Linked DNA regions of Homo sapiens: region 2 is linked to region 1. Evidence: chromatin contacts called from ENCODE Hi-C data. All regions are on one chromosome and are shown on one strand. The core of a region is the stretch at or near the end of the contact, and the rest is flanking DNA. Distances in the headings are between cores, read along the strand shown.

Region 1 (3,266 bases), core at 76-2,575:
CATCATGAGTCACTTTTCGCTTGCTGCTTTCAAGAATCTCTCTTTATCTTTGACTTTTGACAATGTGATTATAATGCATCCTGGTGGGGACCTCTTTGGGTTTATGTTAGTCACGATCCTATTTCTTTATGTTTCTTGCATTTGGATGTCCATTTCCTACCTTAGATTTTGGAGATTTTCAGCAGTTATTTCTTTGAATAAACTCTGTTCTTTTCTCTCTTTCTCTTCTCCTTGAATTCCCATAATGCAGATGGTGTTCTGCTTGATGATGTCCCATAAGTTTCTTAGGAGTTATTCATTTTTCTTTATTCTTTCTTCTTCTGTGACTCAATAATTTTTTATGATCTATTCTCACATTTGCTAATTCTTCCTACTTGATCAAGTCTGTTGTTGTATGTCTCTAGTATATTTTTCAATTCAGTTATTGTACTTTTCAGCTCTATAATTTTTGCTTGGTTGTTTTGTATAGTTTCTACTTCTTTGTTGATATTTTCATTTTGTTTATGAATTGTTTTTCTGATTTTGTTTAGGTATTTATCTGTGCTGTCTTATAAATAATTGAGCCTCTTTAAGACAGTTATTTTGTATTATTTGTCAAGTAATCAATAGATCTCTATTTCCTTTGGGTTGGTTCCTGAAAATTTATCTTTTTTCTTGATTTGGCTATGTTTCCCTGTTTCTTTGTATGCCTTGTGATTTTTGGGGTGGGGGGGGGACATGGGAGCTGACTTTTATGCATTTGAAAAAACAGTGACACTTCCCAGTCTTTATGGACTGGCTTCATTGAGGGAAGAACTCACTAATCATCCTGGCTATAGATTCTGGGGACCTCTGAAAACTTTTTTGGGGGGATGCAACTTTTCTGGGCTTGTACACATAGTTTCCCAATTAGAGAGGTTTGCTAGTTTGTTTTTCAGGAGCTTGTAATCTCTTACTTTTTCTAGTGTCTGTCTCCAGTACTGCAGGTTCTGTGGTGCAGCAATGAGCCACTCTCTTCTCCTTTGTTCTCAGGTCCCCAAGCATCCAAAGTATGACAGCTCCCTGTATGCACATAGAATCAGGTGAGATAGACACTAATCTTTTAGGTAGCTCTCTGCAAAGTTGGAATGCCAAACATATGCTCATTCTTCTCACTACATCCCTAGGGAGAAGCCATGAGTTTGGTGCCTTCTTCTGATTGTTTTGAGATGACTCAGCTTCTCTATGTGGTCATGTAGGCTCTTTGGTGCTGCAGCAAGCTGCCTCATCTTTTCCTTGCTTCAGTGGCTCCCAGGCATGCAAACTATGTCAGTTCTGTTAGTGCCCCAAGTTAGTCAAGACTGAAACCTGTCCTTCAGGAAGCTCTCTGAAAATATTAGAACATTGGATACACGTTCTACTCTTCTTACCCACTCCCCAGAAGCTGTGAGACAAGCTGAGCTTTGTTGGTTTCGGGGAGGGGAAATTAGGAATAAAGTGAAACAGGCTCTTATTATCCAAAGCCTTTCACTCCCTTGGGGCTGCTGCATGTCTTCATTGGTTTCCGGAGTTCTCATAAAAGCATTTTTGTCTGCATATTGTTAAATTGTATTTTCCCTGGGGAATAAGGGCTGGGACTTTCTATTCTGCCATTTGTCTCTGAAACAACTACTTTTATGCCAAGATTTTATTTAATTTGAGACTTTATTTTATTTTATTTTATTATTATTATACTTTAAGTTTTAGGGTACATGTGCACAATGTGCAGGTTAGTTACATATGTATACATGTGCCATGCTGGGGTGCTGCACCCATTAACTCGTCATTTAGCATTAGGTATATCTCCTAATGCTATCCCTCCCCCCTTCCCCCACCCCACAACAGTCCCCAGAGTGTGATGTTCCCCTTCCTGTGTCCATGTGTTCTCATTGTTCAGTTCCCACCTATGAGTGAGAATATGCAGTGTTTGGTTTTTTGTTCTTGCGATAGTTTACTGAGAATGATGATTTCCAATTTCATCCATGTCCCTACAAAGGACATGAACTCATCATTTTTTATGGCTGCATAGTATTCCATGGTGTATATGTGCCACATTTTCTTAATCCAGTCTGTCATTGTTGGACATTTGGGATGGTTCCAAGTCTTTGCTATTGTGAATAGTGCCGCAATAAACATACGTGTGCATGTGTCTTTATAGCAGCATGATTTATAATCCTTTGGGTATATACCCAGTAATGGGATGGCTGGGTCAAATGGTATTTCTAGTTCTAGATCCCTGAGGAATCGCCACACTGACTTCCACAATGGTTGAACTAGTTTACAGTCCCGCCAACAGTGTAAAAATGTTCCTATTTATGCACATCCTCTCCAGCACCTGTTGTTTCCTGACTTTTTAATGATCGCCATTCTCACTGGTGTGAGATGGTATCTCATTGTGGTTTTGATTTGCATTTCTCTGATGGCCAGTGATGGTGAGCATTTTTTCATGTGTTTTTTGGCTGCATAAATGTCTTCTTTTGAGAAGTGTCTGTTCATGTCCTTCGCCCACTTTTTGATGGGGGTTTGTTTTTTTCTTGTAAATTCCTTTGAGTTCATTGTAGATTCTGGATATTAGCCCTTTGTCAGATGAGTATTTTAAAATAATACTATACTTTAATTTCTTTTAAGCCAGTTGTCCCTGAACTAGTTTTTTGAGCTATTTTAACCAAAGAAGGTTAAATGACCAAGTAAATTTGGGAAATGCTGGTTTAAACATGGTTAAATCGATTTCCATTTTGAAAGAAGACCCAGAACCTTTAATATGCTAATGAGCACTGTGACTCTCCGAGAGAGCAAGTAGTTTCACAACCCTATTTGATTGTGGAAACCCTTTTCTTTTTCTTCCTACAGCATTCAATAATATCTAAGGAACACACAAAACATTTCAAAACAGCAGACAGGATACATGGTTGAACCTGCCCTTGGTGTGTTCAGCATTCCATGACATGCTTAATGAGAGCTTATGTCTTTGGTGAATGTAATGTAATAGTCTGAGATTGCTTGGTGGGCTTGGGACACTTTTAAGCTTGACTCCCTTGGAAAAGGGTAAGTCGGTTCTGGATTTATAGAGTAGTAACACATAAGAAGACCGTGAGTTTTGATGGGAGGCCAGCTTTTCAAGTAAGTAAAAGCAGGAAGGAGTGTGTAGCTTGGGTGACACAGGAGAGGCCAGCTGATGGCATGAGTTTATAGAAGCAGACCTGATACTCTTGCAGGGCTAAGAAGAAAGTTCCTGGGCAAGACCTCAGCAGGCTTTAGTGAAGTGGCAA
Region 2 (3,480 bases), core at 227-2,726, 240 kb before region 1:
ACAAACCCAAAAACAGTCAAGAGACCCTAGATATTGGGGAGGTAGATAATTATTTATGGTGTTTACTTTTTGCTGTGAGAATGACTTTTAGGTTATAAATTTTACAAAAACAGTTCGGAGCTGGTCTCGTCAACTGGCTTTAGAAATACCATCTTTGGTGTGCATGTAGTTGGGTGTAATTGAGGCTGTAAATAAATGAGGAATAACTTAAAGTTGATGGGCGAAGGGGATAAGTTGCACTGGTAATGCCTTAGGTTTAGTGCAGGCCACTTTACTGGGCTTTGGTCGGGGGCAGGATGGTGAGACAGCTGAGGGGGGTGGTGGCAAGGTGTTCCGGTCTTGTCCTATTTAAATGCCCTGGGTAGGGAAGACTTGGGTGCAGCACCACATACTTTTCCAGGGGCCTTATGAAATATTTTGAGTGAGTTTCTTAAGAAAATTCCTGTTCTTCTTGTCCCACATTTGTACCCCTTTCCCCAAGAAAAAAAGAAAAAAACAAAACAAAACACATTGAAGTCCCCAGGATATATTCTGACTTTGGATTTTTATCCTTGACTGTCTGTGGCACCCTTCCTGCGGGGAAGAGGAAAGAGTCACTTTTAAGAGAGAGAGAAAGAAAGAGAGGAGAGGAGAGGAGAGAAAGAAAGAGAGGAGAGGAGAGGAGAGGAGAGGAGAGAAACAAAGCAAGAAAAAGAAAGCAAGCAAGAAAGTAAGTGAGCAAGCAAGCAAGCAAGCAAGCAAACAGGCAAGAAAGAAAGATAGATAGAAAGATAGAAGGAAAAGGACGGTCATGGTGGCTCAAGCCTGTAATCCCAGCACTTTGGGACACGAGGCGGCCGGATCACTTGAGGTCAGGAGTTCGAGACCAGTCTGGCCAACATGGGGAAACCCTATTTCTACTAAATATAGAAAGTTAGCTGGGCATGGTGGGATTACAGGGCGCACGCCTGTAATCCCAGCTACTCAGGAAGCTGAAGCAGGAGAATGGCTTGAATTCGAGAGATGGAGGTTGCAGTGAGCCAAGATTGCGCCACTGCACTCCAGCCTGGGTGACAGAGTGAGACTCCATCACACACACACACACACACACACACACACACAAAAGAGACATACTCTTTCTAGCTTCAACTTGGATCTACTGCTACTGCCAGCATTCCCGAGTTAATCTTGGATCATTGACTGCTTTTGGGCTCTTTTGGCAACCCTAAACAAAAAAAGCAAGCAAGCAAACAAAAAACCCCAAAAAAATAAAATAAAAAAGTAAACAAATTTGTTGTCAAGAATTCAAGCAGTACCCAGATAATGTATGAAGGGAAAGCCATCCTCTCTGCCCATTTCAGTAATAACCCCTCCATAGGCCATCTGTGTTGCCAGTCTTTGCTGTAATCCTGTATGTCAGTTACAGAACTTCATGTGTATACGTATACACAATGAGTCATAAAACCCACAACCACCTGGATCTGCTCTGTTTCAGACTTGCTTGTTTCAAAATCTACTCAGTGCATTTGCATTTTTCTTGCATCTTCTTCCTCATATGTAGCTCAGCAGCCTGTGACAGCTTCCAACAACTAGAGTTTGAATTCTCATAGAGACATAGTGAAAATTTCTGAAAGCCAGCCAGGCAGCTGTGCAATTGTCCTTAAGTATTTTGTAGCTTTTACACCATTAACGAAACTGAAAGTGCAGGGTAGAGTGCTCAGTGCCAGCCAAAATATAAGATACCCTAGTGATTTTACTGGGTGCTGATCTTTTAGCCTCTGTCTTGGCCCTTCAGAGTGTAGTTTGGCTCTTAAAGTGAGGCCACCTAGGTTGGAATTCTCACATTACCAATTTCAGTGTGACTGTGGCAAGTGGTAAGTGGCTTAACCTGTCTTTGCTTCACTTTCCTTATGTGCAAAATAGAGATAGAGTCACGCTGACCTTATAGCACTTTTTTTTTTTTTTGACAGAGTCTCACTCTGTTGCCCAGGCTGGAATGCAGTGGCTTGATCTCAGCTCACTACAACCTGCATCTCCTGGGCTTAAGTGATTCTCGTGCCTCAGCTTCCTGAGTAGCTGGGGCTATAGGCATGCACTACCATGCCTGGCTAATTTTTGTATATTTTTAGTAGAGATGGGGGTTTCACCATGTTGGCCAGGCTGGTCTCGAACTCCTGACCTCAGCTAATCTGCCTGCTTCGGCCTCCCAAAATGTTGGGTTTACAGGCGTGAGCCACTGTGCCTGGCCGAGGCTTCTTATAAGAATGAAAAGACACAATGATGTAAAGCACATAGTAGGTACTTAGCAGATATTAGCTATGAAGAATATTGTCATTATGGTAAATTATTACCACTTTTATTTAATAATTTCATCTTATAAATAAATCATCAGTTGGTCAGTTTTTTCTTTTTTTTAAAGACCCAACAACGGAGCCATCTGTATTCTATTGTAGAGATATAAAGCATTCTTCCGTGTAATGAGAATGTAACTCTCAATGAATCCTATTAGGAAGAAAAAAGCCTTCTGTATGGTTGGCATTCCTTCTTTCACCTTTGATGTGATTGTATCAATAAAAAGCAGAAACATAGGTGGGTGAATACATTTGTTGTTGCTCACATAACATTAAGAGCTGACTTGGTTTCTAGAGAACTATGAAAAATAATATTGAAATGAAGAGTTTTTTTTTTGTATTTGTAAATACAATGGAAATACCTTGTGTTTGAATTCTTCAGTTAAACCCTTAAAGAGTCTGTTTGATAACATTTATGGTCTGATTAGTAAGAGGGTACATCGTAGAGTGATTGGAAATTCAGAAAATCAAGGAAGAAAATTAAAATTCTGTCAAATCCCAAAGGCGTGGCTTTTAACATTTTGGCATATTTTCAATACATTTTATGTATTTAAAACAATTTGGGATTATATGCCTTTTCAACCTTATAGGCCTATATTTTTCATTTACTAACTTGCTCTGTCATTAAATGTTCTTTTACAATATGCCTTTTCAACCGTATAGGCCTGTATTTTTCATTTACTAACTTGCTCTGTCATTAAATGTTCTTTTACAACACGATTTTTTTTTTTCCAGATGGAGTTAGCGCTTGTCACCCAGGCTGGAGTGCAGTGGCGTGATCTTGGCTCACTGCAACCTCTGCCTTCCGGGTTCAAGCAATTCTCCTGCCTCAGTCTCCCAAGAAGCTGCGATTACAGGTGCTCACCACTATGCCTGGCTAATTTCTGCAGTTTTAGTAAAGACGGGGTTTCACCATGTTGGCCGGGCTGGTCTCGAACTCCTGGCCTCAGGTGATCCGCCCGCCTCAGCTGATCAGCCTCCTAAAGTGCTGGGATTACAGGCATGAGCCAGCGCACTGGGTCTTTTGCAACATGATTTTATTTTATTTTATTTTATTTTTTGGAGATAGAGTCTCACTCTGTCACCCAGGCTGGAGTGTAGTGGTGTGATCTTGGCTCACTGCAACCTCTCCCTCCTGGGTTCAAGCGAT

The links. Hi-C counts contacts between places; a loop is a spot of excess contacts on that map. Pooled maps may share reads with other maps.
Region 2: a loop to region 1 is called in a pooled map, with 20 times the contacts of the local background. The contact joins two enhancer-like sites. A Hi-C loop is called at or near these places in 4 of 37 single-sample maps with no recorded cell type and 9 of 50 pooled maps.

What each region holds. Positions count from the first base shown.
Region 1 is chr3:36,675,535-36,678,800 of GRCh38, reverse strand. No RefSeq gene overlaps it. Among named protein-coding and RNA genes, the nearest start is that of DCLK3, 87 kb to the left of the region's middle. Within about 2 kb of position 1,325, at least 4 of the 41 ENCODE cell types and tissues checked have a DNase peak (open chromatin) inside an H3K27ac peak, as active enhancers do.
Region 2 is chr3:36,910,652-36,914,131 of GRCh38, reverse strand. All of the region lies in intron 1 of TRANK1 (tetratricopeptide repeat and ankyrin repeat containing 1), which reads left to right. Among named protein-coding and RNA genes, the nearest start is that of TRANK1, 33 kb to the left of the region's middle. RefSeq lists an enhancer at 1,556-1,605 and a silencer at 3,351-3,480. Within about 2 kb of position 1,476, at least 11 of the 41 ENCODE cell types and tissues checked have a DNase peak (open chromatin) inside an H3K27ac peak, as active enhancers do.